3 separate regions of the Homo sapiens genome follow, and all the other regions are linked to region 3. A link is a contact called in ENCODE Hi-C or POLR2A ChIA-PET data. All regions are on one chromosome and are shown on one strand. The core of a region is the stretch at or near the end of the contact, and the rest is flanking DNA. Distances in the headings are between cores, read along the strand shown. Region 1 holds the start of ADCYAP1 (adenylate cyclase activating polypeptide 1). Region 2 overlaps LOC107985165 (a long non-coding RNA gene). Region 3 overlaps LOC107985165 (a long non-coding RNA gene).

Region 1 (2,700 bases), core at 109-2,608, 57 kb after region 3:
ATCCCGGGCCAGGCAGGGCTGCTCTCCCGGTCCTGCCTGCCTGCTGGCTTTCCCTTCCTCCTCCTTTGCGCCTGTTTTTCCCCCTCCTTCGCAGTCTCGTCCTTGTTCTTCCCTCTCTTAAGTCGCTTTTCCTCAATCACACCGGGCCAACACCCTCCCCACCGCACGCCCCCCAAGACAGCCTGGGATTCAAAATGCAGTTGGAACACGGATCACTTGAAAGAAAGCTCTTCAGGGGAAAGAATTGGAATGAAATGAAAAGAAAGGGTGGAGGAGAGAGAGAGACCCCACCCGGATAGTCCAGAACAAGCAGTAACAAAGCAAAGTCCGAGGGAGCTTCACGCTCAACCCCCGGCCAGGCTCCAGAGCTGAAGTTCTCCTAACTCGTCCCAAGAATAGGTAAAAGAAACCAAGCTAGGGGCCGTGCCCTGCCCCCATCCTGTGGGCCGGGTTGGGGGAGGGGGGGTTCTCCAGCGGCCAGAAGCTCACTGGCTCTACCCGGGACCCTGAGCTGCCTAGGGCTGGGGGAGGCGTCCGAGCAGTCGCGGAGCCTGCCAGACCCTCGGCTAGAATGGGGACCCGCTGTCCAGCCGAGGCTGGCGGAGGCGCACCGGGGGCGCAGAGGGCGATGCTAGTAGTCTGGACCCAAAGGACTGCAGGAAGGAGACCGTGAGGAAGCGTCTGTGCCTGGGAAGCCCCAGCTCCTGCTTGGGCCAGGCAGCCAGCACCTACCTGATCCCGGGGAACCGGAGTCCGGCGGCGGCAGGTGAGCTGTAGACGCTGCTGTGCATGATTATCCCATAGACCAGCAGGGCCAGCCTCGCTCCGCTACACATGGTCATTCTGCGCAGGATGGGAAAGAGGACACACAGCTGTGAGAACGCCCCTGGCCTCCCACCCTCCAACCCCAAAAAGCTCTGGAAGCCGGGGGAGGGACGGAGCGAAGCCCCGGCTCCCTGAGTTGAACAGCACTTGGCGACAGCCGGTGCGCGCCCTGCCACTTCTTGCTTGCTATAGTTAGAAAAAAATATATATATATGCATCTACCCGGCGCCCAATAACTAGCCAGACCCGGCTGAAGGAAAGCTAACTCCCCTGACGCGATGCCAAGCGAAAGAATCAGCAGTCGAGTGAGCCGGTCGCTTTGGTAAGATTTTCCCTCCCTTACCCTTCAACTCCTCCCGCTGCCAGGAGAGCTGCCAGGTAGGACGGCGGGCAAAGCGCTTCTTCAAGTTCCTGCGCTGGAGTCACCACCCGAGAGGCATCGCCGTCTGGCGTTGGTGTCTGAGCAGAAGCCGCAGGAACCAGCGGGAGCAGCAGGAGGAGCTGCGGGACTCGTTTGCCGAGGCTCGTGTTCTGCTCAAAAGTTTGTAGACGCGCAGAACCAGGAGGGAGCGTGACACGGAGAGAAGGGGGCGCAGAGAGAGAGGCAGAAGAAAGAAAGAGGGGGCGATGAGGTGAAGCGCGGAGGAGCAAGGTGGCCGTAAGTCCACCCGGAGGAAGAAGCAGGCGATTAAGGGAAAGAGGGAAAGTCAGAAAAGAAGGGGAGGAAGGCAAGGGAGAGGGCGGGCGGCTAGCCCGCCTTTGTAGGAGCCGCGGGCCAGGCAGCCGCGAGGGTCGGCGGCGCCTTCTCTGCTCCGAGGTCTCTCCGGCTGCCTCTGAAGCTGCGGCTTCTGCTGCTGCTACCGCTGGTTACAGAGGTGACCGGCCTTCTGCTCCTATTTATCTGTGCAGTTCGCAAAAATCTATCCGAACATGGTTTTTGGAGAGCCCTCTTTGTCAACATCTGCCTGCCTGTTGCCTTTAAGTACAGAATATTTTGTTGCACTGTTGCGCTCCGATTTTTATTCATGAAATGACTTCCTTTTTTTTTTTCTCAGTCACGTAATGATCGGGTATCAGAAAAAGACGTCAGCATCCTAGTCCCTCAAGGAACATATTAACTATTCTGTGCTGTCCTCTTGGATGATAAGATCCGGAGTCATCGACTTCTCATAAACACCTTTCACTCATACAATCCAATTTTTAAGAAGTCCAATTGTTTTGATGGTTTTCAATTTCACCCGTTTCTCAAGGACAGGTAAAGAATTTTTAGAATTTTGAGGATGACAAAAGTTATGTTTTTAACTATATAATTACGATTTCTCTTTACTTTTTCATCAAGCCTCACCAATCAGAGCTCTGGTCTCTGGAATTAAGCATCATCAAGCTCTCCTATTAATAAATTTAATTTAGATCTCCTAATTTCTTGCGTATGTTCTTTCAGATAGACCATTAAATGTGGAAGTCGTTTTGTTTTTAAAGGGAAGTCTTGGAGGATTTTCAGTAAATCTCTCCTGAGTCTGGCTGCCGTTGACAGTAGGGCTATGAGTAGATTGATGAGAGCTCATGCTGCCTCCGGAGCGCGGCCTGCGGAGCTGTCCAGACTCCGGGTGCTGAAGTGTAGGGTAACAGATGCTACAAACGTTGAAAATTGCCACCGGTTTAATTTTTCACCAGAGCCTCTAAATTTGAAGATTTGGCAGTAGTGCTATTAACGTGGCGATTCATCGCCTAAATCACCCCCACCGTTCAGATACATCCTTTCCCTCTTGTAGCGTCCATAAATGCCCTAATGCTGAGAATGCTCCCCATCCCTGCCTGGATTTGAGGAAAAAGCATTCTGTCCCCCGTTAGTCCTGGCTTTTGGATTTCTAGACC
Region 2 (2,700 bases), core at 193-2,692, 54 kb before region 3:
ACCCCTTTAAAAATGTAACCCCTTCAAGATTTCTACTTTCTCCTCTCTATGATACTTTCCAAACTATGGTTTTAGTCTTAATCTCTCTCCAAAACTACAAATCTACATGCCCACAGGAAGTCTCCACCTGTTTTGTATACTACAAAGACAGGCTCCAATTTAGCATCCACAAACCATCTCCTTCTGATCTCATTTCTATTAATGAGATCAGACCTTTTTTTATATTAGTCTGTGGTTTTCTCTATCATAACATGTTCTATTTGTGATTTTCTGCCTAACTTCCATGCATACCTCTGGACTATCTTCAGGGTAAATAATGTTTTATCTACACTCCTAGAAATTTCTTCCCTGTATCCCTAAGTATTATTATTTAATAATATGGAATGATGGATGAATATATAGATTAATTATCTCATGGCACTTATTTCTTACTACAACTATAGGGCTAGCACATTCAAGTTCAAAAATGAATGTGAAAATTCATATTGGTATTGTTATGAACAAATGAATAGCAGTTGGTAAAATTTGAATCTGGACTAATAATTGAAAATAGTATTATCTTAATGTCAATTAACCTCACTAAATTTTATTACAGTTATGTGTTAGAATGATATGTGGTTATACTGTCAGAATGTCCTTGTTCTTAGGAACTGTGTCCTAAAGTATCTAGGAGTGAAAATATTAAGAAAGCTAGAAGTCACATGGTAGTTGTCATTATTGTTGATGTTGGAAATAGTGACTTTATTTTTAAAATTAAACTGTTAAATGTGCTAAATTCAGATCTTGTAGGATCCAGTCTTGTGCTAAACCAGGACAATTCTGGAACCTAATTAAGCCTCTTACTCCTAAAGGAGTTCTGTCGTGCCTAATCTCATATCCTTCTAATATAATAAATACCTGGCATCCCCACAACAGAAATAATCAGGAATTCAGTGGGCGTTGGAGTGGTTAAATGCAATAATAAAACAAAAGTCTGCTTACACAGCCTACACCACATCATACATTTTTATTAAGCAAATGCCTGCTTTACCTACCAGGACTTTGGTCAAATCTATTAAGAAATGTGAAAACCTGTAAGTTGATAAATTCAGCTTCAGAAAATCATGGCCTGGACCTGCAAATTCCATTAAAAATTTTTTTAAAAATCTACAGACAAGAACAACTTTGCTCCTTCAAATGGGTTTCAGATATTCTCCTCTCAAATCTCTGCCATGTATCACCTGAGAACTTGGAAAGAAATGTATGTCCTGAGCTTTCATCTCTTCTAGGAGAGAGATACAGAAGCAAAGAAAGAGAAAAGAAGACAGAAACAGAGAAACAGATACAGAAAGAGGTAGAGACAGAAGCAGAAAGAAAAGGAGACAAGAAGAGAGAAAGAGAGACACACAGAGACAAGGGATAATAAGAGAAAGGCACAGGCAGAGAGAGAGAGACAGGAACAGAGACAGAGAGATATGCCCCACCCCCATGGCCTCAAAGGCTTCCAACACTAAAAGGAACCTTAATGACCACTCTGCCAGAAGTGTTTCAGACTACATTACAGAAATTCCTAGGATTCTTGGCAGCCCTGAAGGACCATTTTCAGAATAAAAGTTTAACTTGACCATTCCTTCCACCAGAACTGCCTTCTGCTTATATACTGGGGCTTATATATGTTATCTGCTTATATATTGGGGCTCTGAGTACTATTTCATTTAATGAAATAGGTTCAATCACATCATGATGCATATGACAAAACTGAGACCAGAAAGGTTCAGTGACTTGTTGAGGATCACACAGCATCAGAGTGAAGACTGAAACCCAGCTAACAGAGCCTCAACCTTTCAGTGCCCTTTCCACATCTGCAGTGAGTCCATTGCAAACCTCACTGTACATGTAAGTGATGAGCTTAATTCAAGCACAGATTCTTGTGCCTCAGTCCAGGCAATTCTAATTCAGTGGGTCTGAGATGGAGCCTGAAAATCTTTTACCTGGTATTCTGGGTGATTCTGATTCAGCCAGTCACAGGCCAACATTTAGGAACCACTGTGGCCTCTATTCATGCATGCATTAAATCTTGCAACAAACGCAATTTATATTTAATCAATGCTGAGCACAGGGCTCAGCATCCTGCTACCAGGTTCCTGCTATCAGCTGGTTCAGGAGTTTAGAAGGCTTAAAAGTTAATTTAGCACCAACGAGAGAAGTGATTTATAGCCTGAGTGTATGTGTATTTGCTCCCTAGGGACGGCTCTCAGAGGCTGGGGAAACAACACATCCGCCTTGGCCCTAAGGCCTCTTCCAGATGGCTCCTAAATGAGCCGGAGGAATCAGCAGCAGCTTTTCAGAATCCTACTTACCTATCCAAATGGTCTAAGCAAAACGAGAACTTTTAAGGAATCTTAGAAATAAGAAAAACTTTCCTGAGTGCAGGAGACAAAGAGTGACACCAACTGCTTCCCTCTGCTTCTCACTGCTCCATGGCAGAAGCTCTCAGGGAGAGATGTAGCTGGTCATACATGCAAGGTGGACATCCCCTGCTGGAGATGCCAAACCAGCAGCATGGTCCCTGGTGGGAAGGAGACTGTAGGCAGATGCCCCCGCAGCTGCTCCACCTCACAGCAGGAGGCTTCATCTTATGGTATATCTTCCACTGGGTAAGCACTACTATTGATCACAAATATCAGGGTCCACTCTCATTCCTAGAATGAGACTACTCCT
Region 3 (2,700 bases), core at 63-2,562:
ATAACAACAATACAAACACACAGTGGTTTGGTCCTTAACCGTATTCTGAGTACATATGATTTTAATACAATGTGAATTCTAAAATGTGGCCTGGACAGATAGTTTTATTCCTCTTTTACAGATAACAGAGAGCGCAAACAACTTGTTCAAGGTCATTGGACTGAAAGTGACAGAGCCAGGACTCTGTCCCACATGCAAAGACTCCACGCATCATGCCTATGATACTCAGAGAAGAAGGCTATCATTATAAAGACCTATACTTGATGCTAGAAATTCAAGACGAGCCTGGGCAACATAGCAAGGCTCTCATCTCCACAAAAAAGAAAAAAAATTAAAAATAGGCATAGTGAAGCACACTGGTGGTAGTCTTAGCTACTCAGGAGACTAAGGTGGGAGGATCCCCGAGCCAAGGAGTTTGAGGCTGCAGTGAGCTATGCAAATACCACTGCACTCCAACCTGTGCAACAGAGAAAGACCCCGTCTCTAAGAAAAAAAAAAAAATCCAAATCCCAAAAAAACCTAACCAATAATAAAAATCATTTCAGTTTACAACCTTGGTGGATTTTTCTTTCCTTCATATTCTTTTTGGGATATATGATGCTTGTCTTTAATACATACATATTATGTTTGAAGAAAAACTATTTAATATTTATCCCATTTGGATAAACAGTCCAAAATGTTTCCAAAAATAACAATTCATTCTTATTAAAAGCTCTGTGTGGAGTGAACAGCGGTGGCACTTATGTAAACCATTCCTCATTTCGTACTTGGAAATGAAAAGATAGAAGCAGCACAAACTGTCAGATAGAAAATGTTTTTCCAAAATAAGCCCTTCTGAAATGGCTTTTGGAGTAAAATGTCTGAGTACCCCCCACACTTCACATTCTCGGCAGATAAGTCACAAAACTCCCAAGGGGGAAAAAAAAATGTTTTCTTCTCAGTTCCTTCCCCGGGAGAGATTTTAAATGTTGATCGCATTCTCATTAGAGAAATAGCGTTCATTTGAGAAGAAGAGTTTTCTCATCCTGTTCAAAACGATTCGTGCACAACACAAGAGACTGGAGCAACACAATCATCAGATAAAACCATTTTGGTGGTGTCCCTAGCGCCCTGAAGGAAGAAACAAGGGAAAGACAAGATGACAGGACCCTCACGCGGCCGATCACAGAGGGCTGTGCCACAGAGCAGTTGTGCCCTCTGCATCCGGCACAGAGACAGCCAAAGAACGCTTGCTTTCTTTTTTAACTGAAAAGTTAAAAGTTTTTTAACTGAAAAGTTAAAAACAACGAAATTATGCCGGTGACAGTTCCGATGCTAGCCTCCAGGGGTCGCTGTTAAATTTCGTAGCTACTTCAACCAGCAAGTCTCCAAAGAGCCAAGTCAAAAACATTTTTCTCCAGCCAGAGCTTTCATAACCCTTTCCAAATACAGACAACATCTAATGACAGAATATTTTAGGATCTTAATGTTCCTTGACAGGTCTATTATTACTTTCTGAAACAACCTTGAATATCATGGCTTTTTGCAGTTTTCTTTAATTTCAAGGAGCAAAAAGTGATTTTTTTAATACCTCACAATTAAGAAAGTAACATAACCTGCATGACTTATGAGGCTTCCATTAATAATACTTATTGCTTCTTCCCCTAAAATCCTCTACTTCCCATTTCTATACGATTTATAAACACACAGAAAAGGAAGGATAAATTTGAACATGGACAGAAAGGAGGCCCAGAAAACAACTCAATAGGATTATACCCTCTTCATATATGCATGTATACACATATATAATCTATATAAACAGAATCATATATTTAATCATAAATAGAATCATATAATTTTGCATGTATGTATAAATAGAATATATATAATTTATATAAATATATAGAATATTTGTGGACATAAAAATAGAATTATATATCATATAGTCAGTATCCTCACATATGTATGTGGTCAGGCTGTTAAAAATCTCACAATTATTAACAGATATTAATATATTATTTTTAAATTAACAGCGAGTATACAAAAGTAGCAAGATAATTTAATCTCAGTATCACTAATTACCAAGGACACTTAAGCAACCAAAAACTGAGCAGTCATTTTAAACATAAGTGTATTTACATTTATTTCTGGTCCATAACAACTTTTTCCCAACTGTATTCCCTTGTCAAAGAAGTTTTGAAATGCTACAAACCATTCCTCACTTTTGGAAAGGTAAAATGCACAGAGAGAAATCTGTTAAACTTTGTTTATTCAACCTAGCATTTCTCAAACTTATTTGAGCACCAAACATATTCTTCATTGACTACCTTTTAATTTCTCATGCAATGTATTATAATAAACTATAAAAACAGCATTATAAATACAGTTTGGAAAATACTGGCCTAGGGTATTCTTGCTAAGAATATTTAAGAATTTGTGAATACTGTATATAAATATTTATTTTGTTCTTGATTCTCAAAGTTTCTTTTGGGAAATTATTTTATTATCCAGAGAATCTATGTCAGTATATATTGTAATCTAAATTTGTCCGTTTCTTCTCCATGTATCATGCTGTAATGCTATAAAAATTCACACTTGTGTACTAAGCTTTATCAATTCCACATAATGGTAATATTTTATATTCCTCCAAAATAAGCTGGAAGTATACTGCAGGTATTTTGTAACACATTTTTTCTATCACTACTGTGACACAGGTGGAAA

Evidence for each region. Hi-C counts contacts between places; a loop is a spot of excess contacts on that map. ChIA-PET counts read pairs that join two places held with the same protein, here RNA polymerase II (POLR2A). Pooled maps may share reads with other maps.
Region 1: a map of ascending aorta shows a loop between it and region 3 (2.6-fold over the local background). The contact joins the promoter of ADCYAP1 here to the enhancer-like site in region 3. A Hi-C loop is called at or near these places in 12 of 168 maps with a recorded cell type or tissue (Caco-2, Calu3, HepG2 and 9 more) and 13 of 50 pooled maps. POLR2A ChIA-PET finds 5 or more read pairs at or near these places in 1 of 52 experiments (activated T-cell).
Region 2: a loop to region 3 is called in a map of heart right ventricle, with 2.2 times the contacts of the local background. The contact joins two enhancer-like sites. A Hi-C loop is called at or near these places in 1 of 168 maps with a recorded cell type or tissue (heart right ventricle) and 1 of 50 pooled maps. POLR2A ChIA-PET finds 5 or more read pairs at or near these places in 2 of 52 experiments (PC-9 and Panc1).

The regions. Positions count from the first base shown.
Region 1 is chr18:903,529-906,228 of GRCh38, reverse strand. It overlaps ADCYAP1 (adenylate cyclase activating polypeptide 1), which reads right to left and starts at 1,358. Exons shown (of 5, transcript NM_001099733.2): 1 at 1,169-1,358; 2 at 733-843. The coding sequence starts at 842. It overlaps LOC124904340 (a long non-coding RNA gene), which reads left to right. Exons shown (of 2, transcript XR_007066435.1): 1 at 1-1,147; 2 at 1,881-2,700.
Region 2 is chr18:1,014,216-1,016,915 of GRCh38, reverse strand. All of the region lies in intron 1 of LOC107985165 (a long non-coding RNA gene), which reads right to left. Among named protein-coding and RNA genes, the nearest start is that of LINC01904, 88 kb to the right of the region's middle. RefSeq lists an enhancer at 1,244-1,805. Within about 2 kb of position 1,442, at least 2 of the 41 ENCODE cell types and tissues checked have a DNase peak (open chromatin) inside an H3K27ac peak, as active enhancers do.
Region 3 is chr18:960,377-963,076 of GRCh38, reverse strand. The region is part of intron 1 of LOC107985165 (a long non-coding RNA gene); the gene reads right to left. Among named protein-coding and RNA genes, the nearest start is that of LINC01904, 34 kb to the right of the region's middle. Within about 2 kb of position 1,312, at least 3 of the 41 ENCODE cell types and tissues checked have a DNase peak (open chromatin) inside an H3K27ac peak, as active enhancers do; they include ascending aorta, where a contact is called at or near this core.